2 separate regions of the Mus musculus genome follow, and region 2 is linked to region 1. A link is a loop called in an ENCODE intact Hi-C map of the cell type or tissue named here. Cell type or tissue: heart. All regions are shown on one strand. Each heading gives the region's core, and the rest is flanking DNA. Links, peaks and the distances in the headings are about the cores only. Region 1 holds the start of Zcchc7 (zinc finger, CCHC domain containing 7). Region 2 holds the start of Tomm5 (translocase of outer mitochondrial membrane 5).

Region 1 (15,198 bases), core at 3,675-8,674:
AGTTGGCCAAATAAGATCACAAAGCCATGTAGGTAGAGTACTCACCTGTGTTCGCAGACAGAAAAGAACGAAGATTTCCATCTAGAATGACTTGAGCCAAATAAGAAGAAACGCTAAAAATTTGCTTATAGAAGCAGTTTCTTCGACACTTTAATATATTCTTTATCATGTTCAGAAAAAGAACCACTAAGCTAGTGAGTCTCATGTAAATAAAACCAAAAAATGAAATTAAATAGATGAGACCCTACTGGTCTTTTATCTAGGAAAAGTAGTCCTCCTTTAATAAAGATGTTAGTACTTTTCAAAACAGTCAATACGACACTAACCTTCAGCACCAGCGGTCTCACACCCCACCAAGTTGAGAAGGATGTCATTGTCTTTACCATCTTCCTCAGACCCCAGGAGCATCCAGCTTTCCACATTTTCGTTCTCTGAAGTGGTACTTTCTTCCTCCTCATTTGAACTGACCTCTATGATCATGACCTCTCGGATCACACCTGGCCTCTCTTCAGGTTTAGGCTTCTTATTATTCCTCTTGCATTTCTGAGCCACTTTATTAGAATGAGAAGTAGCAGGGCTCTGGGTCTTTTCTTCCGCTTGGACTTCAATATTTTTTCTTTTACATCTATAAATACTATCTTCATCAGATAATGTGATGACCTCTGATGTATCAGATAGCTGGATGACCTCACTATCTGAAAGGACGATTAAGTTCTTCTGATTTGGTTGACTACTCACTGTTTCCGAATTCTCACAGTTCTTTTCCTCATATCCTTCCTCCTTGTTGGCATTATGTATACTCTGGGCATAATGGACTTGGCTGTAGAGCTGAAATTCCACCTCACTATCAACACTCAGTTCACTAGATGAATCATCACGATAAAGATCATCTTCAAATGCTTCTATAGTCTCATAGCCACCAAACATTATGGAAAGTCAGTTGCCTTAATGCTGTAAACGAGAAAGTCATATGAGAATAGTTTTAAAAGTTGAAATCTTGTTCAGTAAGTACCTATTAGCCCAGAGCTGACTTTGAAGATCACCACTTCTCCCAACATGCTAAAATGTTTTTTCCTTAAGAATACACTTTTCCACGCATTTATAAGCCCTGTTATTGCCCACTAGAACAGTGGTTCTCAACCTTCCTAATGCTGAGACCCTTTAGTAGGGTTCCTCATGCTGAAATGACCCCAACCATAAAACTATTGCTGCTACTTCATAACTGTAATTTTGCTAGTTATGAATTTTAATGTAAATATCTAATATGCAGGCTACCTGATATGCGAGTTGTTCGACCCCCAAAGGGATTGTGACACACAGGTTGAGAACTGATTGATGCACTAGTCCGATCCTTAGACCTTTCAAACAAGAATTGCTACCAACAGACTGAACTGTATCAATTCAAATATCCTAAAGGCATCCTTGAAAGGACACAGGTTGAGATCCAGTGCTAGGCAGTGAACACTTGTTCTCTAAAATGTTAAGACGCCTAAAAGTATCTCTCCCCATTCCATTCATCTTTTATTCCTCTTCTCTTTTTTTAAAACAGTGTTGTTATAACAGACACCAGGCTAACCTTGAACTAAAAGTGATCCTCCTGCCTCAACCGTCTGCATGCTGGAATTAAAGTATGCCAAGTTGTCTAGCTCTATCAACATTTTTTAAAGAAAAAAAGAGAGAAGTGTATTGTACTGCAAAAAAAAAAAAAAAAGGGCACAGCAGTAACCTAAGAACCACCTGCCTCCATCCACCTTCCTCCCTCCATCTCTCCTTTCATTCTCTATCACTTCTTCTCAGGTACACCTTCTCATACAAGAGAAAACTCTCTTCACACCTACTGTGAGTGTGTGTGTTTACTCTCAATTTAAAACAGACAAGGGCCCAGGAATAATGTGTGAGCCTCCATGTGAGATGACCCCAGGGTTCATTCCCAATGCTGCAAGAACTATTACTGCCTTTACTATAATAATAACCTACCCTGTGGTAATGTTTATTCCAATGCTAGTTATAAAACTGCATTTGAAAACACAATTTTTCTAAATAACTAAAATTGAGACAAAAATCACAGCTTTGGGAATATATGTCTAAAAAAAAAATTTCTGCTAAGCATCTATAAAATCCCCTGCATCTTTCAACTCAGGCTTAATAGTATTTCCCATCAGAAAGAATTAAGTGCTCTATTTCAGAGGCTTCCATGGTACTTTATAAAACACTCACCACATTTCTAATTACTTATTCAATGTAAACGTCCCAGAAGTATAGATCACAATTCCAGGAAGGCAGGGACCTTGTTCACTTTGTTAAATAGATCACAATAGCCAAGCCAAACAGCTATTTGGAGATGTTTATAAATGTTTGAAAACATGACTTCTATCATTAAGCCTTTGTTTTTTAGCGGCCCCCCTCCCCCGAAAAAGCCTAACAAATGCTTAGAACATAGACATTGTGATAGAATAATTTCTCAGTTGTCTTTATTCCAAAACACTAACCAAAAATCTACACAGTAGAGGTTTCAATTATCTACCAATGGAATGCTGATCAAAATAACAGTTCTGAGGAAAGGAAATCACGCTTGTCTAAACACCAGGAGCACCCTAGACAAAAGTAACAGTGCCAACTTACTCTTCCTTCCACTTTCAGCTTTACAAATACAATTAAGAAACAATCTTTGTTTTCCTAGGTTTGCGTTTCTGCCAGAACTTCAAGGTGTTTTGTCTGTTTTGTTAAGAGAACCAGCAGACTCCAGGAATCTAAGAGCCAAAAAAGTATACACTCAAGCTAGAGTTTGGGTGTTGTTTTCCAGAAATAAATGACTTCTGGTGTAATTCCAGATGGAAGCAAGAAGATACAGAGTTCCAGACTATCCTTAGCTACACAGTAAATTCCAAGGTCAGTCTGAGCTAGAAGATACTATTTCAAAATAAACCAAAACAGAACAAAACACAATTAATTTCTTTTTCCTTTAAAGGCTATAATGTACTTGCTCCCTCCATGTGATCTTTCAAGTTATTTTCAAGTTCTATGCTGTTATTGTCATTCCAGAGGAATGTGGCTGTCTGAATAATAATGCTCATGACATTTATCGGTTTATATTGAAATGTTAGCCTCAGAGGACTTCAAATGAAAGATGAATTCTTTCCTTTTTTTATTTAATAGGTAAATTAATTCTAAAAGAAGTCAAGGAATTATGCTTCCTTCAAAATCCTCAGTGGACCCATCCAGAGGATCCAGTGTGGACTTAAGATAAAACCTAATTCCAGGGCAGACAGGAAAAAAAAAAAAAAAATGAAAGAGCTAAATTACAGAGTTACAAATTTGTACCACTCTTGGAGCCATCCCAAAGGAAAGGGATTAAGAATAGAGCCATAGGCACACCTGTGAATATATGCCAAAAATAAACTACAGAGCCATAATAAAAACGGACTTCTTTGGGTCTAAGGATTTATCTCTTCCCATGAAAGGTAGAAAAATGAATTTAACAATTTAACCCCTATGGCAGTTAAGAGGATTTTGTTCCTTCTGTACTTGAAAACTGTGTTCTGGCATAACATACGCTTTTATATTTATATAGCTCATATATGCCAAAGTTAAGGTTTGCCTCAAGCTGTTTTGGTTTGTTACAACGTTAATTTCAATCAAATTCACTTAATTTTTAAAAAGTATACTCAAGGATGAGTATGAATCTGCATGTGTATCTGCATGTGCACACACACGCTTTTTGACGCAGAAGGCTTTCTCAGCTTTTTACTGAGCATACTTAACCAGCTAACACATGTTTCTGACAAACATTTACATCTAAAAAGTACCTGCTGGATTGTTTTCACAAAACTCCCTTTAGAAACATTTGAAGAAACAGGTCCAAAGACACAAGGAGGCCTCCCTAAGGCTGGACACTTGGTTAAGAACTCGGCTAGCATGATTTACATGTTCCTGATCTAAGCTAATCATCACTACAAATACTGCTATATGTGTACTGGCTAAACACCTACATTTATCTGACATATACATTAACTTTCCACAGGGAATACAAACCTGAAACAGACATTTTAATTAAAAGGAGTAGTAGACATTTAAACTTACAAATTTACTATTTAAGAACCTAACTGGTACTTAAACTTTATCAAAGTTCTGTGTGGTAGGGCACAGGGACACACAATAATCCTAGCATTTGGTCAGAAGTTCCTGTCTTAACCCCTAGAACCCATCCCCAAAGAGTAAATAAACAAAAGATGTTATCAAAGCACAGCAACTCAGAAGACTGATCACATTTTAAAATCTAAAATATCAGAAGTGGAAAAGAAGCTTATCTAAAGAAAGAATATAAAACCACTCACTGTGGTTTTTTTTTTTTGGGGGGGGGGGACAGTCATTGAATTTCTTTAAACTAACAAAGGTTAATTAGGTTTCCAGAATTTACCAAGACTTAAAAGCCAATATTCCCCCTTAAAAGATTACCTACTAGTCATTCTAGACGCTTTGCTCTTAATTTTCTTTCAAAGTATTTCCAGCTTAGAGCTTCTTTCTGGGTGCTATAGGTCATCTGAGGTAGATTTAAATCCCAAATTTGGTCTTATTCATTTGATGGTGCTGGGGACTATATCCAGGGGCCTGGACATGCTAAGCCAGTGTTCTACCTGGGGCTGGACCCCACCTTGAGGGCTGAATTTTTAAATCCACAGTTGTCAATGGATAAAATGACTAATAGTTTATTCTCCACTTAGGTTTATAACTTACAAGAATCTCAGTGTGCTACTGAGATTCAGTGAAGGCAGAAACAAAACCAATTACAAAAGTTAAAATGTCTGCCCCTTTTTCAAATGTTACTGTCACTTCCAATCAAAGGAGGTAAGGAATCCAAATGGGACCATCAAAGAGAGAAACAATGGGCTTGTCTCCATGTCAGAAATGCATGCTAAATTTACTGATGTTAACTTCTAACTACTCTTTGGACTCTGCTGGAAACAGTGCTTCTCCTATTTGTCCCATGCACTGTTAATCGTGTAGTTTTCATACAATTTTCACTTCCAATTCTTCCCTCAGATCATTCCCCATCCTCTGACTAAATGACAATAATTAACTGTCCCTAAAGCACAACACCGTCTTAAATACACACGCTGCAATTTAAGGTCTAAATGTTCAACACCAAGTCGAGAGCTTTTGAAGGGAGCCTAGTCATTAAATTAAGGGTGATTTTATACTTGGGAAAAACAGGCTCAGGAAAAAAATTATCCAATGGGCTAAAAAAGGCCCTTAAAAGTTTCCTTCTGCCGGGCGTGGTGGCTCACCCCTTTAATCCCAGCACTCTGGAGGCAGAGGTAGGCGAATTTCTGAGTTCGAGGCCAGCCTGGTCTACAAAGTGAGTTCCAGGACAGCCAAGACTATACAGAGAAACCCTGTCTCAAAAAAAAAAAAAAAAAAAAAAAAAAAAAGTTTCCTTCATTCAACCCTGAGACTTGAAATCACAGTAAACTCGACCTAAAGGTATTCTGAGCGTCGGCAGCTAATCAGTGATGGCTGGAACTGGGGGCTGCCAACTCCCAACCTCGATTTCCCCACAGTAAAATTGACTACAACTGTCTGCTGTTAGGGTGTGCGGGCGCGGGGGCAGAGGATCATCTTAGGATACCCTGGTTTTATATAAGGAATGGGGCATAGTTCCCAGATTCTTTGTGTCTACTCGTGAAGCGGCTACTTGACAGCACCAGCTTAAGGTGGCCCCCGACTGGACGCATCCTTGAGGGCCAGGTTCCCCTCAGCGAAGGGAGACCTCCACATTTCGGGACTGGCCCACCTCCCCAGGACGGGTGAACCGTGGGAGGCGGTGGAGTAACGCCGACAGAGAAGACGTGCCCGTCAAGGCCATCGCCGCCCAGCCTTGCCCAAGCCCTGGTCTCGGGCCGCCAAACCCCAGCCCGGTCACTGAGCCGCGTGGGGCGGCACGGAGCTGAGAGGCCATTTGCTGCGCTGCACTGCGCTGAGCCCCGAAGGACCGGGAGGGGAAGGCCAGAGAGGGGCACGCATTAGTTCCACAGCTCCGCGGGCGAGGCGGAGAGGGGAAGGGGTCCCCCGGCCGCGGGACAGCTCGGGGTCCGTCACACACATACTCACTGCCGCGGCCGCGACCAGGAAGCACCAACCAGGAACCGAAACGCGTAGAGGAACGGGGAGGGGCGAGGACAAATGAGGTAAGGAAGCCGCGTCCGCGCGGACTCCAGGGAGGAGAAGGTACTTCCGGGGAAAACAGAGCTCTTGGGAGCTGTCCTTCCGCCCAACCCGCGAGTCCTCCGAGCGCATGCGTAACGCTTATTAACCCTTTGTTTTCTCCGCCTATAAACTTTGTGTTTGGTTTTGTTCTTTTTTTCTTCATCCTTCCTTTCGAAAAGAAATCTCGGCTGAAAAAATTATGGTGCATATTTTTATCTTATGAGTTATACTAAATAGAAGCTACTTGAAGGGCAAAAGTAAGTGCGAGTTCACTTACTCCCGTGTTGGAAAGAAAACTACAATTCCCATGATACCTTGGTCCGGTCGGCAGGGGCTGTCTCTTTTCTAGCTCTGGGTGACGCCCTCGTAGTAACACGTGGCGCAGAGCAAATCGGCCCCTTTTCCGGGTGGAGGTCAGAGTTAGTAGGGGATTTAGGGTTAGTAGGTGACTTCGGAGAGGGACCTTGATAATGCCAGCGCGGGAAGAGGCATTTTTGAGAGTGTCTGGTTTGGGTTTTGGTTTTTCCGCTAGTGGGAATAGTGACCGCACGGCTTTTCTCACCTTAGGTTGTAAAGTGCACTCGGAGGTGCTTCCGCCTTGTTAACTGTTTGTGAACCGTGAAGAGCTGCACTCCTGCAACACGGAGTAAATGCTGTTCTTTCTGGTACTAGGAGACGGTGTTCACGGCCTCCAGCATTGGTTCCCTTGGTCACACCTTTAAGAAAAAACAAAAAAACAAAAAAACTTTAATTATGAGGTTGGACGTGTAACCCAGTTGGTAAAGTGCTTGCTTACCGCATAGAAGGCCCTGGGTTCATTTTTAAGTTCCACCACATAAGCAGCCTAGTACAGAGGAGGTGGAAAAAGGAAAATAAGGAATTCAAGTTCATCCTTAGCAACGTGGAGCAGTCAAAGATAGCCTGAGCTACTTAAGACCTTGTCACAGTCAAACACAAACAAACATAAGTTCATCTAAGCAACTTTACAAATACCGAATTAGGTACTGACAACATCCCTGATAGATGAGTTTGATTTTAAATCTTTTTGCCAACATTTATTGAACATATTAGAGCCAAGCTGTCAGCCTTCTACGTTATTAGAAAACTAAGCTTATATTTACTTAAACTAAATTATAGGGGGGTTGGGGGAAGAGTTTCAGGAAAATGTCAGGCTGTTCTAGAAAGTCCAGATAAAGTAGAAGAATTTTAAGGTCTTGTTACAGTATTAGGAGTTTGAAAATAATTACAAAATTCGATTAGCATTATGGTTATGTGCTAGGAAAGAAAGGGACAAGACACTATAAAAAGGCAAAATTGAAAAACCTATTTGGGGGATAGAAAAAGTGGTATAGAAGTAGGTCACATGTTTGGACAGTTCAGGGAATATGTGCCAAAGGAATGCTGTGTGTGTGTTTGTGTGTGTGTATGTGTGTATTAAAAGACTGAATTTTTAATCAAGGGCCATAATAACTCCTCTTAGTATATTGTTAGCTTACAGGTGATTTCACTAGACTCCTCCCAGGGACCGAGCAAGGGATTAGAGGACCTATAAAAGGACTGCTGGCCACCCGGCTCTCTGTGTGTTCCATAATCTCATATGTCCTCTCCTTTTTCTTTTTTCCCCTCCCCCCTCTCTGTTTTCAGAGTTCCCTCTCCCCCGTCTGTCCTCAGAGGTCCCCCTACCTCTTGCCCTCGTGGCCCCTGCCTGCCTCTATACCCTTTCCTACCCTGTCCCAGGTCCTCAGTCCTCTCCCTTCCCCCAGGAAACCTCTTTTATACCAGATCTGTTGCATGGCATAATTACTCAGGAATATGCCTTGGCATGAGCTAAGTACCCACCAGGTACCCCCATTCATAACAATATTGTTTTGCTGCCCCTTTTGCTAGTTTTTTAGGTTTTACTACAGAGCTTAGTCCAGCCTTAAACTCAAGTACTGGGATTGCAAGTTGGTGCAACCTAACCTAACCTTAAAAACCTAACTTTTTTTTATTATGTGTGTTTGGTTGTTTGAGACAAGATCTCTTTACTGTGTAGTCCTGGCTGTTCTGGAACTCTCTATACAGACCATACAGGCCTTGAACTCAGAGATCTGCCTGCTGAGCTTCTGAGACTAAAGGCGTGTGCCACCGTGCTCAGTGATTATTTTTATTATTAGTGTTAATTTCTATTTACAAAAAAGGAGAAACCGACTCAGATGAACAGATTTCTAACTGCCAGAAGTAGTGAATACTGCTTAATCTTGAGTTTATCAGCTTAATCAAACTGAAAAGCACTGATGAACCCTTCTGGGTATCCTGTGAGCATATTTTCAGTGAGGGAGTTAGGTCAGGACCTAAATGTGAGCTGTACCTACCATCCAGGGAAACTAAGCACCCAGACAGAGTTAGAAGGGGATAAAGAGAGAGGTGTGAGCCAGAATAAATATGCTGCTCCTTTACCTTGTTTCTCTTGAGAATGTAAAGCTAATGAGCATAACCCTTAATGGCTGTGGCCTCGCCTCTCACTGTTACTCATGCAGCCAACAAAATACCTTAAAAGGTGGAGGACTGAGGGATAGTTCAGTGGGTGAGGTCACTTCCTGCTGAGCCTGACCACCTGAGTTTGATTTCTGAAACTGAAGTGGTGGAAGGAGATGACTGACTCCCATAGATTATCCTCTGACCTCTGGTGAGACACGTGCATGTGTATACACATATATGCAAAGTAAACCCATATCAGCTCAAAGCAATGGGGTGTCATTAACTAACATGCTGAATTCTGAGCAGTTAGCTGCTAACGCATGATGCTCTCCCACATCTGTGTCTTCATAGCAACCCCCTCTGCCTGCGAAGTACCCTCTGCCCGTCCAGTGTTCTCTTAGTCTCTTCTGTTAAAATCCCAAGCCTTCAGAGAAACTTCATTCACACACACAGGATGGGCTTATAGGATTTCCTACCCATTGTATGAACCTCCCTCTCACTGTTCTCATAGCTCTATCCCAGCTAGGCTGGGCTGTAAAACTACTTGAGAGTACAAGTTCTAATGTTGTCTTTTGATGTTTACAACTGGCACAACACCTACAGAAAGCAAAATATTCATTAAAATTTTTTAAAGACAATGTTTAGATAGCCTTGTCTAAAAGTAAAGGATTGTTCGAAAGTGAAAAGCCCAAGAAATCAGAACGGGGACTGAAGAGATGGCTCAGCAGGTGAGTGCCTACTGGTCTTCCTGAGGACCAGAGTTCAGTTCCCAGCAGCCCCTTGGCAGTTCTGTAACAGCTGCCTGTAATTTCAGCCCCATGTGATTTGATGCCCTCTCCTGACTTCTGCAGATGCCTGCGTACACATAGCAGACAGTCACACAGGCACACACCTGCACAGAGAAATAAAAATAAATCTTCTAAAGAAATGGAGACAAGTCCCACAGACTAGGGTTGCTATTGAGCATCACCAGACCCGTTTTTCTTCTCTCTTTCCTTAGCTACTGGCCAGATGGAGCCCAGCACCTCAACCAGGAAGCATTTCACCATCAATGACTTTGAAATCGGGCGTCCTCTGGGCAGGGGGAAATTTGGGCGTGTGTACTTGGCTCGGCTCAAGGAAAATCATTTCATCGTGGCCCTGAAGGTCCTCTTCAAGTCTGAGATAGAGAAGGAGGGATTGGAGCACCAACTTCGCAGGGAAGTGGAGATCCAGGCACACCTACAACACCGGAACATCCTTCGCCTGTACAACTACTTCTATGATGACACTCGGATATACTTAATTCTGGAGTATGCTCCAGGAGGAGAGCTCTATAAGGAGCTTCAGAGACATCAGAAGTTGGACCAGCAGCGTACAGCCACGATAATACAGGAGTTGTCAGATGCCCTGACCTACTGCCATGAGAAGAAGGTGATTCACAGGGACATCAAGCCAGAGAATCTCCTGCTGGGCCTCAATGGTGAGGTGAAGATCTCAGACTTTGGGTGGTCTGTGCATACCCCCTCTCTCAGGAGAAAGACAATGTGTGGGACTCTGGACTACTTGCCCCCGGAAATGATAGCGCAGAAACCGTACAATGAGATGGTTGATCTGTGGTGCATTGGGGTGCTCTGCTATGAGCTGCTGGTGGGGAAGCCACCCTTTGAGAGCAGCACCTCCAGTGAGACATACAGACGCATCCGCCAGGTGGATTTTAAGTTTCCTTCATCAGTGCCTGCAGGAGCCCAGGACTTGATCTCCAAGCTTCTTAGGTACCATCCTTCAGAGCGGCTGAGCCTGGCCCAAGTCCTGAAGCACCCCTGGGTCAGGGAACACTCTCGAAGGGTGCTGCCTCGCTGTGTTCAGGGGGCTTCCTGAGCCCTGTCCGTCTCTATCCCTATGTATTTCTTCAGGAAGGTCTCCAGGCTCTGTTTGTTAGTGTATGTGGTTCGCTTGTTTTCTCTTTTATGAAATGATGTTAATTAAAACTGATTACTTTAGCATCAAAAAAAAAAAAAAAAAAAAGAAATGGAGACAAAACCAGAAAGCTTACACATGTTACAGAGATAGGTCACACACACACACACACACACACAGAGGAAAATTCACAATAGTTAAAATTCAGACTGAGAAGTCTCGGTTAGTAAGTGCTTGCTACATAAGCATGAAGCTGGACTTGACAGCATGTGTGCAATGCAAGAGTGGGGGAAGGGAAGATGGACAGGTTCCTTGAGTTCATTGGCCAGCAAGCCTAGCTGAATTGCTAAGCTTCAGACTGAGTGAGCCCAGGTCTCCAAATCAGAGGTAGAGAAGACTGAGGAAAATATACATTGTCAACACCCTCCCTCCCTCTCTTGCTCTCACTCTTTCTTTCTCTCTTGTGGATATGCACATGCACACACACACACACACACACACACACACACACACATGAACACAGAACAAGTGTATATGCCACATACACTAGAGAATGTATAAGCAATGCTGTGGGGAAGCAGAGGAGGACACAGCAGCCCATGGAAAGTGAAAAGCTTCACGGAGGGAACAATTGAATGAGAGCTGAACAAACAAGCAGTCAATCAGAAAAAGAAAATACACCATTACAGCCGCAAAAAAGCATTAACTGGCAACTCACATACCCAAAAGGGTATGGAGCATGTGTGATAAGAGGTACTCAGCATCACTAACAATCAGAAAAGTGAAATTATATGCAGTGCATGGGAATACAAACTGAAAATATGTTTTTACAAAAGCTATTTGAAAGTATATATCTAAATGATAAGTGAGCTGTTTTCCTGATTTTTGTATTTATATTATAAGGGTAAAAGTGATATCTTTATTTTTTCCTGAATAAGGTGTTTGTGACAGTTAGGATGGGTGCTGGCACACGTCTTTAATGCCAGCACTTGGGAGGCAGAGGCAGGCAGATCTCTGAGTTCGAGGCTAGCTTCATCTACATAATGAGTTCCAGGACAGCCAAGGCTACATAGAAAGACCAAGTCCAAAACCAACCAAACAAACAAGACAACAAAATATTTTGATTTCCAAAATGGAAAATATTGATGAGTAAGGAACAAAACAATTGATAGTATATCGATACAATTGGAAATGGCAACAAGACCCCATAAAGAGAAATGAGTCGACACTGGAGAGATCATGGGAAGATCCAAGACATAGAGTTAAGTGGATAAAAAGGGCAAAGTTCTTTATATACTTACTATTTTATTAAAACACATATGTGCAGTGAATCACAGCAATTATCTCCCTCTTAGTGGGGGGAAGAGTAGAAGTGAGGGATAAAGGATTTCATGAAAGAGAGAGAGCCAGTGATTTCCCTTCATCACTTCTGTGGTATTCCCACATCATTTAAAAATATCCCTATAGCCCTGAGAAGATAGTCAAATACTGTGTCAAATATTCAACTCTCTTCATAAGCATCAATGTCAGGGCTGGGGAGGTAGCTCACTCAGAGTGTTTGCCTAGCTGGTATGAGAGGCCCTGAGTTCCATCCCTGGCGTGGGAGGAGGATGAAAAGCAGGGATGGGGAGGAACCAAAGGAGGAGACAGGGAAGAAGAAAGGAGCAAAGAATCAATGTCAGGACAGAAGAGACCCAGGGGCTGTGCTATACTACAGCCCCTCCCCCGAAGACCTATTATAAACATGTATTGTGTGATCTGGGTTGTTTGTTTGTTTGTTTTCTATAAACAGGACGTTAGGGCCTTTAGCCACATTCAAGATGACAGTACTGAATCCACACTGTTCTCCTGGTTTTCGTATTTGCATTGTGGAGTGTACAATGCCTTTGCTTTCTCTCTCTCTCTCTCTCTCTCTCTCTCTCTCTCTCTCTCTCTCTCTCTCTCTCATATGCACCCGGAAGAATCTGGAATAAAGGGGCATGAAGTTCTGGAACTGGATTGCTGCAGCATGAACTGTGACCGGGTAGAATCCGGAAAGAAACTGACATTTGAGAGGATGCTAGGTTACAAGGTCTACAAGAATATTTGTTCTACTTGGACATTTTTTTTTCTAAACCTGAAGTTATACTGAAATATAAGATTAAAAGGGGTGTAGTGACTATTCCTGGTTGTCAACTTGACTATATCTGGAATGAACTAGAATCTAGAATTGGAAGGCTCACCAGTGATACTAATCTGCAAGCTGGGAGATACAAGTTTCTGACCTGGATCTTGGTATGGAGACTTGAGGCATAGTGGCTATGAACTCCAGAAGATTAAGACAGGGAGATCTCCGAGTTCAAGGTCATCTGGGATTAAAAGTGTGGTGGCACACACCTTTAATCTGGGCTACACCTGCTGGAGACCTACATAAGGACATTGGAAGAAGGAAGACTCTATCTCTCCTTCGCCGGCTTGCCTTGTGGAACTGAACAACTGCTAGATCCTTGGACTTCCATTCACAACTGCTGCTGACCATTGTTGGACTGCAGACTATAAGTCGTCAACAAATTCCTTTACTATATAGGGACTACCCATAAGTTCTGTGACTCTAGAGAACCCTAATACAAGGGGGAAATATATAGAATGGGCTTTCAAGACCAAGAAGACAGAAGATTCTTCTGGCAAAGAAATAGAGGAGACTTGACAAGTTTGTGGAGAAACAGCTGGTGGCTCTGAGGGTCCGGACTGTAATGTGAGGTGGGAGCGGGGCGGGAATGATAAGTGACTGACTCAATACACACTTGCCCGCCATCTAAACAAGAATGTGAGGATATGATACCTTCTGTCTACCTGTGTGAAACCTACCATGGCTCTGGTATTTTAGCATCAGCTTCATCTAGTGAGCCGAGAGAACAATCAGAAACCCCAGGGTCATCATTGAAAGTGTCTGTCTAATCCAACACATTCCCTCCCCATTTTTCAAAAGAAGGAACAAAAAATCCAAAATGCAGAAGCGATTTGCAAGTTCCCAGCTAGAGTACAATAAGCTGGCTTCCAGTTTGCAATCCATCAGCTTCAGCCTCACCACTACTTCTAAGATGCAGCAGACACAGAAGGCTAGCACGAATGACAGGGTGTTTACCCTTTAGAGTTTGGGTGCTTTTCATTTGCCCAAATACAGGCTTAATGCTTGTACAGTCTTAAAGAAAATGTAGGTGTCAATATGATCTCAGCAGCAGTTATCACTTAAAGCTGATACACTGGGCTAAGTGATAATCAATTCAGGCTCCTAAGTCCAAAGCTGTAATCAAGGTGATTCTTGGGAATTCTCAATGACATCGGTACCCATCTGGATTTTGCTGAAAAGTTTTAACGTGCTTTTGTATTATTCATGATTCTGCAGCTCTTCAAATTGCAAGGTGATGGAGAGAGCACACAATTTTCAACCAGACTATGAAATCTTCCTTGAAAATTTGGACATTCATATAGATAGATGACTTTTAATTTTTCCTGGAGACTGAAATGTAAAAAATGCATATACCATAAATTAAGTTATATATATGATAATATTTTCATTACAACAAAGTCCTAGGGATAAGGGACTAGTATGTCACAGACTCCATTCCCCCTTGCTGTTACTCCTAGTTGGAACTGTACCCCTCAAAACCTAGGTCTCAAGGACTCAGTAATGAGTGTTAACTCATGAAACTATTTCCATTTTAATGTATGTGAGAACCATTAGGGCTGGAAACAGAGCTCAGTGGGAGAGTATTTTGCACACACTCAAATTATATGGTAATAGTAAAAATTGGGTACAAATATAATGCTTGTCAATAAACAACTCATTAAATAATGTGTGGTAACTTGTAATAGGAAATATGTGTATTTATTGATTTACTGAGCTTCTGCTTCAGCTCTTTTGAAGCTGTCATAGAATATTGATAAATATTTCATCACTGTGAGCTCTTTAGATTTACAGTAATCTTTTAAAAAGGATTTATCTTTTTTATGTGTATGACTGCCCTGTGTCCATATGTCTGTGCACCACATGTGAATCTGGGTCCTCTGGAAGAGCAACTACTGTTCTTAGCCCCCTGCGATATTCTTACATTGTGCTATATAGCTTTATGTCAACTTGACACAAGCTAAAGTCATCTGAGAAGAGAAAGGCTCAGTTAAGAAAATAACTCCAAGTATAACACACATTTAATCCCAGCACTCAGAAGACAGAGCCAGGAGGATCTCTGAGTTTGAAACCAGCCTAGTCTACAGAACAAGTTCTAGGACACCCAGTGCTACACAGAGAAATCCAGAAATCCTACCTGGACAACAGAGAAGGTGGGGGGCAGGCAGGGAGGAGAGAGAGAGAGAGATAGCCTCCCTTCATAAGACAGAGCTATAGCCCAGCCTGTAGGACATCTTTCTCTTCCTTCCTTCCTTCCTTCCTTCCTTCCTTCCTTCCTTCCTTCCTTCCTTCCTTCCTTCCTTCCTTCCTTCTTTTCTCTCTTTAATATTCACTCTACATCCCAACCTCTGTCCCCATCGTGGTCACCCCCTCCCCTTCTCCTCTGAGAGGGTAGAACCCCTCCCCCCAGTATCTCCCCTCCCTGGTACATCAAGTCTCTACAGGGCTACATGCATCCTTTCCTATTG
Region 2 (15,198 bases), core at 6,377-11,376, 350 kb before region 1:
CAGCGGTGTCTGCCATTCATCAGACATGCCTGTCATGCTTGAAACATCAGAGGTGGGGTATGGAAAATCTTGGAGAAACGCTGAAAGGATTACTATCAATACAACAATAGTTGCTTCGGGAGCATAGGAGATTGTTTTCTTCCTTTCTTAATTCTGTATTATTATAAAATAAATATGTGGGGTTGGAGAGGTGGCTCAGTGGTTAGGAGCAGTCCTGGAACTGACTCTGTAGACCAGGAACTAACAGAGATCTATCTGTCTCTGCCTCTAGAGTGTTGGGATTAAAGGTGTGAGCCACAACACCTGGCCACTCGCTGTTTTTAGAGAACCCAGCTTCGGTTCCTAGTGCCTACATTTAGTTTTCCAGCCATCCAAAACTTCAGTTTCAGGGTACCAGAGCCCTCTCTGGTATCTGAGAACACCAGACACGGATTTGATGCACATAATGCACAGAAATTTGCCAAACACAAATACACATAAAATAAAAATAAATCTTGCCGGGCGGTGGTGGCACACGCCTTTAATCCCAGCACTCGGGAGGCGAGGCAGGCAGATTTCTGAGTTCGAGGCCAGACTGGTCTACAGAGTGAGTTCCAGGACAGCCAGGGCTGAAAACCTGTCTCGAAAAACAAAAACAAAACAAAACAAAAAATCTTAAAAACAAATAAATAAATATATACTTTTTGATTAGAAAAGAATAATATGGGGCTGGAGAGATGGCTCAGTGGTTAAGAGCACTGACTGCTCTTCCAGAAGTCCTGAGTTTAATTCCCAGCAACCACATGGTGGCTCACAACCATCTGTGATGGGAACCACTGCCCTCTTCTGGTGTGTCTGAAGACAGCTACAGTGTACTCATATACATAAAATAAATAAATACATCTTTTAAAAAATAATCATACGGGCTTTATATAATTATATTGTCATAGATAAATAAAAGCAATGAAACTTAAAGGTCATAGTTTAAATTGTTTTTATTTTATTTTTATGTGTATAGGTGTTTGGCCTGCATGTATGTCTGTGTACCAGATGCATTCAGTGCCTGTGGAGACAATATGAAGGAGTCGAATCCCCTAAAACTGGAGTTACAGATGGTTGCTGGGAATTAAACCAGGAGTTTTCTGGAATAGCAGCCAGTGCTCTTAGCCACTAAGCCATCTCTCTGGCCCTTGTAATACTGTTTTGTAGTGTGTATGTGTGTTTTGTGCTGTATGTATGTGTGTATATGTGGCTGTGTTCATATGGAGACCAGATGTCAACATTAATGTCTTTTTTCAAAGATTTATTCAATTATTTTATTCATATGTGTACACTGTAGCTGTCTTCAGGCACACCAGAAGAGGGCATCAGATCCCATTACAGATGGTTGTGAGCCACCATGTGGTTGCTGGGATTTTTACTCAGGACCTCTGGAAGAGCAGTCAGTGTTTTTTTTGTTTTGTTTTGCTTTGTTTTGTTTTGTTTTGTTTTGTTTTTGGTTTTGGTTTTTGGTTTTTGGTTTTTTTTTGGTTTTTCATTTCGAGACAGGGTTTCTCTGTATAGCCGTGGCTGTCCTGGAACTCACTTTGTAGACCAGGCTAGCCTCGAACTCAGAAATCCGCCTGCTTCTACCTCCCAAGTGCTGGGATTAAAGGCGTGCCCCACCACCGCCCGGCTCATTCAGTCCTCTTAACCACTGAGACCACTGAGCCAGTCTTACTGCGCTCTTTTTTATATATTGTTTTTATTTGCAGAAAACAGCTTGCAGGAGTTAGTTCTCTTCCACCGTGTGGCTCCTGGGGATCAAACCCAGGTCACGAGGCTTAGGTGTAAGAGCCCTTACTCACCAGCCACCTGCTGGCCCTCTCCACCTTATTTTTTGAGACAGGATTTAACACAGAACCTGGAGTTAATTGTTTCGGCAAGACTGGGTGGTCACCCCAGGAATCCTCCTTCCAGCTTCAACAGATGTGTAGATAAAGCAAGTGTGAACTAGACACACATACACACATACACACACACACAGTGGGGTTTTGTTCAGCATAAAGAAGAAGGGTGTCTTTTCTGGAGCATGGATGGAACCACAGACCATCTGGTTAAGTAAAAAACAAACAAACAAACAAACAAACAAACAAAAACAGACTCAGGAGGACAAATGTGAACTTCTCTCTAGATATAAATAGACAGATACATGTGTACATACATACACACATACATACATACATTGGTACATAGATATGGCATGAAAGTAGAAAGGGACTATTTTATTTAGGCAAGGGAGCTAATTTGAATGTGGGGACAGGAGGGGGTAACAGGGGAAAGTATTTGTGATGGTTTGTATATGCTTGTCCCGGGGAATAGCACTATTAGAAGGGGTGGCCCTAGCCGGGCGTGGTGGTACATGCCTTTAATCCCAGCACTCGGGAGGCAGAGGCAGGCGGATTTCTGAGTTTGAGGCCAGCCTGGTCTACAGAGTGAGTTCCAGGACAGTCAGGGCTATACAGAGAAACCCTGTCTGGGAAAAAAAAAAGAAGGGGTGGCCCTGTTGGACTAGGTGTGTCACTGTAGGAGTGGGCTTTAAGACCCTCATCCTAGCTGCCTGGAAGTTAGTCTTCCTCTAGCAACCTTCAAATGAAGATGTAGAGCTCTCAGCTCCTCTTGTACCATATCTGCCTGGATGCTGCCATGTTCTCACCTTGATGATAATGGACTGAACCTCTGAACCTGTAAGCCAGCCCCAATTAAATGCTGTCCTTATGAGAGCTGCCTTAGTCATGGTGTCTGTTCAGAGTAATAAAACCCAACCAAGACTGTACTGTAATAGTAATCAGTATGTTTGAATGAAAGTGCCATTATGAAGCCCATTACTTTGTATGATGAGCATGCACTAAGGCCTTTTAAATTCAAAAAATACTGAGCAGATCTCTATGAGTTCAAGGCTAGTCTGGTCCACTTAACAAGTTCTAGTCCAGCCTGGAACTGTATAGTGAGACCTTGTCTCAAACAAGCAATAAATAAAGTGGACTGGCAGATATGGCTCAGTGGGTAAAGCCCCCTGCTGTCAAGCTGATGATACTGATCCCCAGGACCCTCAGGCTTGGCAGCAATAACACTTACCCACTGGGTTATTTCAGTGGGCTTCTACCTTCCTTAATTTTCTTTAACCAAACAAAATCAAGTTTATCAAAGCTGTAAGAAACAAATCCTTAGGTAGAAATATAATAAATACAATTGGGGGGGGGGTAAACTTGGAGGTAGACTTTCCTGGTCATTCATTCATTCATTCCTTTTCTCAATGGATGGTGAGTTTTATCACATATGAACACATGCCCTCAATAGCTGGATGGCTCAGAATGACCAGTGTTACACTTCTTATACTAGAGGTGCTTCCAGGATTCTTGGAAGGAGACCATAGACTTATAGATGATGAAGGCCTAACTATCAAAATGAGAGCAGAGTGTTCTGTAATGAAGATGCCAGTGAGGTGAAGTTTATCAAAATTCTCTTCATTCTTTAAGGTTCAAAAGGGTCCCTGCCTGGAAATGCAAGTCTCTCACCGGGAAGTAATTACTAGAAGTAAGATATGTTATCTGTCAGGTGAGGGTTATGTGCCTCTATCACAGAGCAACTTCTTGTTGCTCTTGTTGGATATAGGACTCATTATACAGTCCCAGCTGGCCTGGGACTCACTATGTCAGATCCATCTTCCTCCGCCTCCCGAGCACTGGGATCAAAGGTGTGCAGTATCATACCTGAGCAGAATTTATACCTACCTACCTATTGTATCTATTCATCCATCATCTATCTATCTATCTATCTATCTATCTATCTATCTATCTATCTATCTTTGAAGGCAGCAGTATGGAGGACAGAGAACAACTTGCTCTAGTCGCCTTTTTATCATGTGGGTCCCAGGTCATTAGTCTTGGCAGAAAGCACCTTTGCTTGGTGAGCCACCTCTCCAACCCAACACAGCAGGCTTCCAAAGTCCAAGGCTCCCTGGGTGGTGGTGATGGTACATGCCTTTAATCCCATCATTGGGGAGGCAGAAACCAGCTGATCTCTGAGTCTGAGGCTAACCTGTCTCAACTTGAGAGACTTCTCTCAACTGCCAAACTTGAGGAGAGGGTTCCAAGACAGCCAGGACTACACAGAGATAAACAAACAACAACAACAGAGAGAGAGAGAGAGAGAGAGAGAGAGAGAGAGAGAGCAATTTTCTCTTCCTTGTCCTGACTTTATTTTGTTTCATTTATTGAGTCCTGACTGGACTTCTAAGTCAAGTTTACTTTTAGTACTTTTATTTTTGTCTTGGCTTTCTTTGATATGAAGGTATCATGTAGCCCAGGATAGGATGGATTTGATCTCCTAGCCTTCTTCCTTGCAGCTCCTGAATACTAGGAGTAAAGAAACTTCCACCACACCCTGTCAATGTCAAAGGAGGCTGGGATGTGCTCTCCCTAAGGAATGAGGAAGGACGGGATTGGAGTCCAGGTCGGCTGCCATCATGGGTGTGGGAATGTGGAAACAGCTGCCTTGGGCCCCTGGTGGGTAAGCTCTGTCTCTCCAAAGATGGAAGAGCCCCCTTTCTCTCTGTCCTTGTCTCTTGGGCAAGAACTGTCAATGTACTTATACAGCAGGATATGATGGGAAGAAAAGCCAAGCCTGCCATCAGAGACCCATCCAGGGAACTCCTCCTTCTGACTAGCTCCTCTCTGAGCCTCAGTTTCTCTGTATGCTAAACACAGATGTTGAACTGTTCATTGGTATTTTATATTGTGTTAATCCCTCAATCAAGGATCATCAGTGAATCTCTGGCCATGCACATATAAATTCCTCGCCAGTGATGGAGCTTAAAACACTTAATTCTCTTATAGTTTGGATGTACACCCCGAACACTTACATGAAGGCTGTCTGGGAAATTGAGTCAAAGGAAATGGCTCCTAAATTCCTCCTGGGATCTAAATGGAAAACAAGACAGGCTATGACATCAGCCACTATTTCCTCTGTGATCAGACTAAAGAACACAAACATCAATATTAAATTATGTATGCAAACTCTTTATTTTTGCCTCTCAGTGCACATCACAGTTTAGATCATTAGGTAGAAAGAACAGGAAATACAATAAGCTTGGAAATATAGCATTTTAGAGTTACAAGTGACTTCAAAGATGAGACCTAAAGCACTAACATCCAGATGAGGAGTCTAAAATATGAAATGGCTCCATCCAGTGCTGACTTCTGGAGGTTTCTTTCTTAATTTGCCTCACCTAAATTCACTGTGTTTGGATGACATCAGCTCCTATATGCTAAATAAATAGATATATAAATAAGCACTATTTAAAAGCCTAAAACGGGAAGCCCATTCTTATGAGTGTCCTCCAAGACGATGAGAGGGGCCATGCAAGAGGAAGAAGGCCAAGTTCACCAGGATGATCGAACATTTCTGACACAGAAACAATAGACTAGATCCAGACCAGTAAGGCAGGGCTGCACCACAAGTCAATTAATTCCCTCTCTGTCACTTGAGGCAGGCAAGCACCAGACCTTCCTAAGAAATCTTCCTAAGAATTACATTGGGGAGGGGGGAGGGCTGGAGAGATGGCTCAGTGGTTAATAACACTGACTCCTCTTCCAAAGGTCCTGAGTTCAAATCCCAGCAACCACATGGTGGCTCACAACCATCTGTAACAAGATCTGACACCCTCTTCTGGAGTGTCTAAAGACAGCTACAGTTTATTTATTATTACATATAATAATAATATTTATTTATTACATATAATAATATTTATTATTACATATAATAATAAATATTTATTTATTACATATAATAAATAGATAAATTAATTAATTAATAGTTATTATATTGGGGATGAAGAGATACCTCCAAAGTTAAGAACACTTGCTACTTTTGCAAGAGGACCCCAGTTCCATTTCCAGCACCCACAAGGAGGTTTACAACCATCTGGAACTGTAGTTCCAAAAGATTCAACATTCTGTTTTGACCTTCTTGGGCACCAGGCATGATACACAGACATCCATGTAGGCAAAACATTCATACACGTGAAATAAAAACAAATAAATCTAAGAGTCATATTGTCTTTTAGCCAATCAGCCATTTTTTTTAACCTGGACATAATGCCTCTTTAATTGAGCATTTGATAAACACAATTCAAGTGTTAGAAATTGGTTTTTTAATCAAGAAGCATGGGCTTTGGCTAATTTAATACCATCTTTGATGTTCTGTGAATCCAAGCTACTCAAAAGCATCTCAGTGGATGGGGGGGGGGGGGGGAAGGATTTCCACATCTAAACCAGGTGGGTGTTTGGAGCCTGAGTTATTGGAATTACGCAATTGACAATTATTTCCTTCCCAGTCTGGGTTGCCTCACTTTTCAGATGCAAATCTGCATGGTGGGTTCTTTGCTGGGTTGGTTTTTGTTTTTTCGAGACAGGGTTTCTCTGTGTAGCCCTGGCTGTCCTGGAGCTCACTCTGTAGACCAGGTTGGCCTCCAACTCAGAGCTCTGCCTCTTTCTGCCTAGATTAAAGCCTCTGCTGAGAGTAAACCATCTCTTGTAGCAAGATCTGTTCATTGTTACATTGTTTCCTACCTTGAGCAATGCACATACTGGCTATTTTGTTTATCTGTTTTAGTTTGGTTTTGTTGACATGATAACCGAAAGCAACTAGGGAAGGAAATGGTTTATTCTTGCAGATAGGTGCAGTCCATCACAAAGGGAAGCCAAGAGCAGGAAGTCCAGGCAGGAGCCTGAAGGCAGGGTCTGAAGGAAGTGGAGGCTGTGGAGGAATGCTGCTTACTTACCTAGCCAGCTCTCTCTCAAACAATCCAGGCTCACGTGTCTAGGAATGGTACCGCTCTTACTGCGCTGGGCCCTCCCACACCGATCATCAATCAAGGAAGTGCCTCCCAGGCTTGCCCACAGGACGACCTGATGGGGACCTCACCTCAACTGAAGTGCCCTCTTCCCAGGTGACCCAAGCTTGTGTCATCTTAACAAGAATCTAGCCAGCACACTAGCTGATCACGGGTGATGATATATTGACATTCATGCACTCCAAACTATTATGCCCTCAATGACACAAATAGAATTCAAATGCATAGATGATCAGAGTGAGAAGAGACTTTAGAGCACGAAAGAGAGACTTGTCCCTGATTTTGTGAGCAGGGAGAAGCATTGCCAAGAGTGATCTTCTCGGCACTCATGAAGGCTGGACCTCTTCCTTAGGAGTCAGCCCCTCCCCTACCACTGCTGCCTCTGCTTGTCCACTGTCTGAATTATAGATGCAAATACTTACTAAAGCTTGAAGAAACACTCGAGAGTTTTTTACTCTAACCCCAGGGTCTTACACTCTGTCAATCAGGAAGGTGCTAACATTGTCAGTCATTCTCACAGTCAAGTTTTTTTGTTTGTTTGTTTGTTTTTTGGTGTTTTTGAGACAGGGTTTCTCTGTGTAGTCCTGGCTGTCCTGGAACTCACTCTGTAGAACAGGCTAGCCTCGAACTCAGAAATTCGCCTGCCTCTGCCTCCCAAGTGCTGGGATTAAAGGCATGCACCACCATGGCCGGCCTCAAGTATTATTCTTTTGTTTGTTTGTTTGTTTGTTTGTTTGTTTTTCGAGACAGGGTTTCTCTGTGTAGCCCTGGCTGTCCTGGCACTCAATTTGTAGACCAGGCTGGCCTCGAACTCAGAAATCTGCCTGCCTCTGCCTCCCGAGTGCTGGGATTAAAGGCGTGTGCCACCACGCCCGGCTTCAAGTATTATTCTTTTTTTTTTAAGATTTATTTATTTATTATATGTAAGTACATTGTAGCTGTCTTCAGACACTCCAGAAGAGGGAGTCAGATCTCCTTATGGATGGTTGTGAGCCACCATGTGGTTGCTGGGATTTGAACTCCCGATCTTCAGAAGAGCAGTCGGGTGCTCTTACCCACTGAGCCATCTCACCAGCCCTCAAGTATTATTCTTATTTAACCCCAAATTCATTGTTGTTATACAGTGTGCCTGCAAAAAGAGACGTTCTGATATTGGATTATGTGAAAAATTCAGTTGTCCCATTCATGTCTGAAAACTCTAACTTGATTTTCTCTCATCTGTCCAGTGTTGATCAGTTTTGATCTGGGCTCATACTTGCTGTAGTCCAAGATCTTCATTAGAATATTTAAAGATCAGTTACCTCCAAAAAATGAGTGTACAGAAAAAAAATGTGGGAAATGTTAGAATTTCAGTGTCTGGGACACTAGCAGTCTGAGCTCACTAGCTGAGGGTGATAACCTTGACCTCTGTTTTTTGTTTGTGTTTGTTTATCTTGGGATTGTTTGTTTGTTTCAGATTGTCCTTGTAATTACTTTGTAACCCAGGCTGCCCCTAACCTTGCAGTAATTCTTTTGCCTCTGTCTTCTGAGGGCTGAAATTACAGGTGTGAGACACTGTTTCCACCTTGACCTTGAACTCATTCGTTTGTTTGTCTGGAGACAGGATTTTTCTGTGTCACCCTGGCTGTCCTGGAACTCACTCTGTAGACCTGGCTGGCCTTGAACTCAAAGATCTGCCTGCCTGTGTCTCCCAAGTGCTTGAGCCAGCACTGCCCTGACCTTCAACTCTTGACCCCTTTTTTCCAGCAGCCCAGTGCTGGGAACACAGGTGTGTGCAGCACTGTGCTGGCTAGTTTTTGTCAACTTGACACCTAGGAAGCGAAAACCTCAATTGAGGAATTGCCTCCACCAGATTGTCCTATTGGTGAATTTGAGGGTCATTGTGTGACTACTAGTTGATGGAGGAAGGCTTAGCCCACTGTGGGCAATGCCACCCGGCAGGTGGTCCTAACCAATAAAAGTAAGTTAGCTGGTTGAGGCCAGCTAGCCAGTAAAGACAACGTCTCCGCTTGGTTTCAGTTCCCTCCTCTAGGTTCCAGCTTGAACTCCAGTGCTGGCCTCCCTGGATAACGTTAACAGGTTAGGTGAAACACTTTCCTTCCTAAGTTATTTTGGTGGTGTTTATCACAACAGCAACACTATCCAGGGCTTCATGCATCCTAAGAAAACGATTTGGCAAACGAACTTCATTCCCAACTAAGTTGTTTTAAATTTCAAACCTAGGAAGGACAGACTAAAATGTGCATTTCACGAAGTACTGTCTTAGATTCTTCATAAATGTTATTATTATTTATAATGATATTTTTGCACACACCTCCCTACTTTACAGCATAAAACAACTTTACAGGTGGCACTCTCCCGGCTAGGGACCAAAACACAGTCCAGATCCACCCAAGGCTCAGAGACTTAAGGCGGCGGCCGCCCCCTTCAGGTCTCTTTGCTTCAGACACAAGAAGACAGGATGAAATTTTCCCCTCACAGGTTCCCGTCACAGGACAGAAACAAGGGGTGGGACAGGAAGTGGAGCCTGGCTAAGTTCCGGGTGCAGGGCGGCCACTGGAGGAGAGCAAGCTGCTGCTCTCGCAAGCTTTGGAGGCAGAGCCGCCGCAATGTTCCGGATCGAGGGTCTCGCGCCCAAGTTGGACCCGGAGGAGATGAAGCGGAAGATGCGTGAGGATGTGGTCTCCTCCATTCGGAACTTCCTCATCTACGTGGCCCTGCTGCGAGTCAGTGAGTGTCCTTCTGGGCTGTGACCGTGAGGCCACGCGTCCACACCCAACCCTGCACGCGGTCGTGGGGCCTTGAGCTGAGCATCCTGGGGAGAGTGGGGTGCTTGCACGTCCAGGACTGCCCAACTGCGCACACTCTGGGGGTCTGCGGGTCCTGGGGATGTGCCCAGTGCACGTGGTGGCGGAGGACGCGTGGTTAAGTCACCTTTGCTCGCCCAACGTTTGTGCTTAAGAAGCTCCCACGTGTTATCCTCGGAGCAATACCCTCGTTTTGCAAACCTAGAAACGGTCCCCGGAAGGTGGCTGACCCAAGGTCATTTGGCCGTTCAGAGAACGAATACAATTCCGGCTGAGCTCTTAATAAGGTAGCAGGCGCTTTCTCTCTCTGCTTGCCTTTGAAGTACAAGAGATTAGCTTTCTTTATGTTTGTTTGTACAGAGGGTGAAGTAAATAATTGGTTTTTCTTGGAGAATCTCTGAAGCGTTTGATCTCAACATTAACAAAAGTTGCTTGATCTGTGCCACCTCACCCCAAGTGAGAGCTTGAGTTCATAGGACACATACTCAAGGTTAAAGCCATACTGTCAATTTAAAAGTCAGGGGCTGGCTAGGTGGCTCACTGAGTTGCCTGAGCCGGATCCACACGTGGTGGCAGGAGAGAACCAGTTTCCAGAAGTTGTACTCTGACCTCCACACCTGTACCACTTCTTCCTATTGTCCAGTGCTTGCTTGCCTGTGGGAGTCTTCTGGGCAGGGAGAGGCAGGAGCGATTCAAATAATTGAAGAACATACCAACATTTTTAGAAGACTGGAGTTAAGGCCTCCCTCATTTGGGTGCCTCTTTTGCTGTACTCTCTGTATTGCTGGCTCCTCCAGGACAGGACATCTTGGGGGAAATGGAAGCACCCAAAACATCCTGCTTACCCTTTAAACTTTAGCTTTCCCATCCTTCTCTTATAGGCAAGAGCTCTCAAGGAAATGTTAGCTTAGTGCACTGATTTATTCTATTTAATGATTTTTATTTAGAACCGGGCATGGTAGCACACACTTTTAATCCCAGCACTCAGAAGGCAGAGGTAGGTGGATCTCAATGATTTTTTTTTTTTTTTTTTTTTTTAAAGACCAGCCTGGTCTGCAAATGGAGTTCCAGGACAGACAGGGCGGTTACACAGAGAAATCTGTCTTGAAACAAGAGACTTTTGTTATGTGTTTTTCTGCTTGTCTATATGTGAACCACGTGCCTGCAGTCCAGAAGGGGGCGTTGGAATCCCTGGAACTGGAGTCAAGCTGGCCATTAATTGTAAGCTGCCAGGGATGGCTGGATGGCTGGGCTGCTGGGATCTGAACTCAGGTCCTCCTGATTGACCGCAGACACTCTGAACTGCTGAGTCATCTCTATCTCAGCAACGCCACTTGGGTATTCCAGACAGCTCTGTGCACATCATTTATCACATCAGCACAGTAACTGGTGTGATCTGAAGGGCATAGGTGACAGAGTCATAGAGAAACCAGAGTAGGTGTCTGTTCCTCTGCTTGCCTTACACACACACACACACACACACACACACACACACACACACCTCCTAGCCCCTGTTCTCCCAGCATTGGTAATGAAGCCTAATGCCCATTTGATTCCTCTTGCATTTCGTCTTGTTTGGGTTAAAAAGGAATCTGCTCCACCTCCCACCCCCCTCAAGTATACCTTGGGGGTAAAGTCCTTGCCTGGCCCGTGCAAGACCTGGATTTAACTTCCTGTAGTGCAAAATAGGTCAAAGATGCCCACAGTGAAGGGCTGTTGGGGTTACGTACAGCCCTGGAGGAAAGATGCCGGAGTGTGAGGTTGCTTGCTCTTTGTGTGCGATGGTTATTGAGTGACATGGGGGTGGGCAGCTTTGCAAAGCAGCGGATCCCTTCTTGTGGTCAGACACAATTGTTGGATAACAATTTGGAAGTTTCTAGAATCATATTTCATAAAGTCAGTGACATCCACCATCGCCACCACCACCACCATTATAACTGTGCAGTATGGCCTGAGGACTTGTAGAATAAAACCTAATTCAGGGGCTGGAGAGATGGCTCAGTGGTTAAGAGCACCAACTGCTCTTCCAAAGGTCCTGAGTTCAAATCCCAGCAACCACATGGTGGCTCACAACCATCCGTAATGAGATCTGATGCCCTCTTCTGGGGTGTCTGAAGACAGCTACAGTGTACTTATGTATAATAATAAATAAATCTTTAAAAAAAAACCTAATCCCGGGTTTTTCTTTCAGCTCCATATATCTTAAAGAAGCTGGATAGCATCTGAGGACGGGCAGTCAGGTGGATGCATGGCATGAAGACCTGGTGACGGCTTCTCCTCCTGTCTGCAGCTGAATTGGCCCAGAAAGGTGTAAGGCTGATTAAACGGACATATAAACTACTTGTTGAGAACAAGTAGGACTTTGAGAACTGACCTCCATAGCTGAAATATAAAGCCACTTGGGAAGTGCAAAAAGATGTCTTGTGTTCATGGTGCCCTTAGGCCCATGAACTCCACCCCTGTGAGTGTTGATGGAGTGGTTAATAATGTCAGGCTCTAAGGGGAGTCATTTCTGTTTACCACTTCTGTTCAAAGTGTTATTTGTGAAGTCTGTTTGGAAGTCAGCATACACCCACAATGACATTTAAGCACAGTCTATATTTTTAATAAACATTCTGATGAAGAAAGCGTGGTTTTGTGTTTTTAATCCCACTTTGGTCATGGCCATCCTTGGTGGGACTGTTACAGCACTGCGACTATTGCTCCTGGAGTTTGGTTTGAGCTTGAGAATCTGTTAATCCTGCTATGTGGAATTATGCTTCTTGGCCAAAGTCTTCATGAACTGCAGATGACTGACTGCTTAGTGCTAGAAATACAAAGACCATGAAAGTGGGGAAGGGGAGGCTGCATTTTAAACTCCAATAGTTCTCTAAGAGTGTTGGCTGAAGAGGGCTATCAGTTCTCCAGAGCAACTATCCATGCTCCCCTCTGTTTGGCTAATGTATATGGGTTTTGTTTCATTTGTAAGATTGTTTCTATTTGATGTCTATATGTGTCTGCCTGCTTGTATGTATATGTACCACGTGGGTGTTTGTTGCTAATGGAGACCAGAGGAGGGCATTGGATTCTCTGACATCGGATGCTGGGCCTCCTGCGAGGGCAACAACCGACCCGTCTCTCCAGCAACACCAGTGTATCTTGTAACATGATGGTGCTGTTGTTATTCTTTGTACCCCTCGTGTGGATGTTTGTTTCTTGTCACCTGTCTTCCTGTGTGCACCTAGTGCGGTTTTGGGTAGACCGGTGGTTTTCTTTCCCTACATAGTCCTATCATCTCCTAGATTTTATTTCCCTATGAACTTCCCACTAAATTAACTTTTCACTGAATACCAAAATGCATCATTTGCTTTGGTCAGTCACTGCATCTTCTCGCCTTGCTGAGGGAGTGTTCCCTGGAGCCTCTGCTGGTCCCTCTGGACTGTGTGTCTGTCACCTGGGAACGGTGTTTTCCTACCCTTGGTGTTGTTTGTTTTCCTGGGGCCCTGACTGGTGGCATAGGAAGTAGACATTTTTAGACCTCACTGGTCTGGAAGTGGCTTGCTCTCTGGTCACATGATTAAATCTCTGCTGAAGTTAGAGTTCTGGTTGGAATCCTCACCCTCCAGGGTTTTAAGACATTATGATGTTGGCTCCAGCTTTGAGTGCTGCTGAGAAATCGGAAACCTTTTGACTCCTGGTCTCTCTGAGAGGCCTAATTTTTCTTTCTGAGAAACAAGGATCTGTTGTCCTGGTAGTCTCTTCCATTATACAGTGGGGTGTGTGTGTGCATGTGCATGCGTGCGTGTGTTTGTCTGTGTCCAGTTCACTGTGTGGGTACTTGATCACTTCACTGTCTTAAAACTTGGATTGCGTGTCCATTAGGTCTCATAAATTTTGTGTTTTAATTGATGGTTTCTTTCCCTATTTTCCCTTTGTAGAATATACAACTCTTTATTTTCTTTGTCTTTCATACTGTTGCCTAAAATGGCTTTCATCCATCTTTCTTTCACGTTTAGACACTTCACTTTGTGACTGGGTAAAACCTGTTGGTGTTGGACTCTCCCTAAGGGAGATCTTTGAGGCATTTAACTGGGAAAAGGGTTTGTGTCCCTATCTTTAGGTATTTTGTATTAAGCTGGTCATTCCTAAGAGAACATTCTTCTAATCTTGTAAGGCCTAACTAAGAAGTCTTGCTAGGCTTCTGAGAGTCAAGTGAGGCGGGAGGGCTGTAGTTAGTTAGGCCCAGGGGAGAGGGGTGTCCATCTTGCAGAGGTTGCTTAGCCTTGTGGAGGTGCAGGCAGCATCTGAGAACTTAGACCTTCTCTAAGTAGTTCTTAGTTTGGTTTCTCCTCACTGCCCGATTGCAGAGGCACAGGGATCCACCAGTTCCTGAGACTTGGGGTTTCTGTACTGTGGTCTCACCTTCTGGCTTTTTAGATTTTCACCTTAAAACAAGCAAAACAAAACAAAAAAAAAAACCCTTTCACTGTTAATGAATGCAATCTCAAGAGAGTTGACATACCATATTTATTCATGTGTTTACCCAGACAGCATATATGTTTTTAACCCTGTAATTCTGTGTCGTGTGCTAGTAATTTACACCCACTGCTTAGTTACAGAGACAAAAATACAGACAAAATACTCACAAGCAATACATTCTTAAAATGTTTAGACTGTGTACTGTATTATGCAAAGAAACAATAGCAGTGCTTGCCTATAGATGGGAAGCACGGAGCCTCGTTGATCTTGTTTCCTATAAGAGCCCGTCACTGTATGCCAGCCACCAGAGCCTCCCTGCCTCCTCAGCTTAGATGCTCGTGCAGTCTCCAGCATCTCCCCGGCATAGAGTGCACTTCCCTTAGGTTTCAACGATCCTAGTCCTCTGAGGTATTGGTTGAAAGGATGTTTTCTCAGTGACACATTATTACCCTTTATAGGCAATAGGGTATTTCAGTTTGTGAAGACCCAAGCCAGCTGTACACCTATCCCAGCTAAAGTGATGTTACATTTCAGATTTTTAAAAAATTACAGCAGGGGTGGGGTAGGATTGGCTTTTGGGCTGCTGGAGTGTTGACTGGTCAGTTTAGAGCACTTGCTGCATGGTCATAGTTTGGTTCCTAGCGTTCATGTCAGGTGACATGAGCAGACTGTTAATTCCAGCTCTAGAATATCAAGCACCATCTGGCTCCCCTGTGTGAGCATGGCCCACACACACACAGTCAGATACACACGTTCACATGAACTAGAACGTTTAAACAATGACAGTCTGTGCAATCTACTCCATCTTCCCCCTTCCCAGCTTTATATTTCTTGTCACTGTCACTGGGTATGATCTTTGAGAACTTGTCTGTCTCTCCCCATTAAGAATGTGTTCCATGAGGGCAGGGATTTCTGTCTCTTGTGTTCACTCTGTATCCCAGGACCTAGGTCTCCCGGCATCCAGCAGGCACTCAGTATTTGTCCAATAAAAGAATGAAGGAGTGGGCAGGGCTAGAGAGACGACTCGGTTCAGAGCACTTGTTGCTCTTGCAGAGGACC

What was found. Peaks named below come from ENCODE experiments on the same cell type or tissue, not always from the same donor. Only the 100,000 strongest peaks of a DNase experiment are listed, where the experiment ranks them.
Region 2: a loop joins it to region 1, with 3 times the contacts of the local background. A loop is called at or near these places in 2 of 42 quality-filtered maps.

The regions. Positions count from the first base shown.
Region 1 is chr4:44,747,603-44,762,800 of GRCm38, reverse strand. It overlaps Zcchc7 (zinc finger, CCHC domain containing 7), which reads right to left and starts at 6,242. Exons shown (of 9, transcript NM_138590.4): 1 at 6,109-6,242; 2 at 327-951. The coding sequence starts at 927. It also overlaps the pseudogene Gm12463. In heart, for the core only: a CTCF peak has its summit at 6,537; DNase peaks (open chromatin) are centred at 6,180 and 6,590; H3K4me3 peaks cover 2,414 bases; H3K27ac peaks cover 1,767 bases.
Region 2 is chr4:45,102,319-45,117,516 of GRCm38, reverse strand. It overlaps Tomm5 (translocase of outer mitochondrial membrane 5), which reads left to right and starts at 9,404. Exons shown (of 2, transcript NM_001099675.1): 1 at 9,404-9,604; 2 at 11,873-12,308. The coding sequence starts at 9,484. The coding sequence ends at 11,907. In heart, for the core only: a CTCF peak has its summit at 9,302 (motif pointing left); a DNase peak (open chromatin) is centred at 9,366; H3K4me3 peaks cover 2,127 bases; H3K27ac peaks cover 1,845 bases.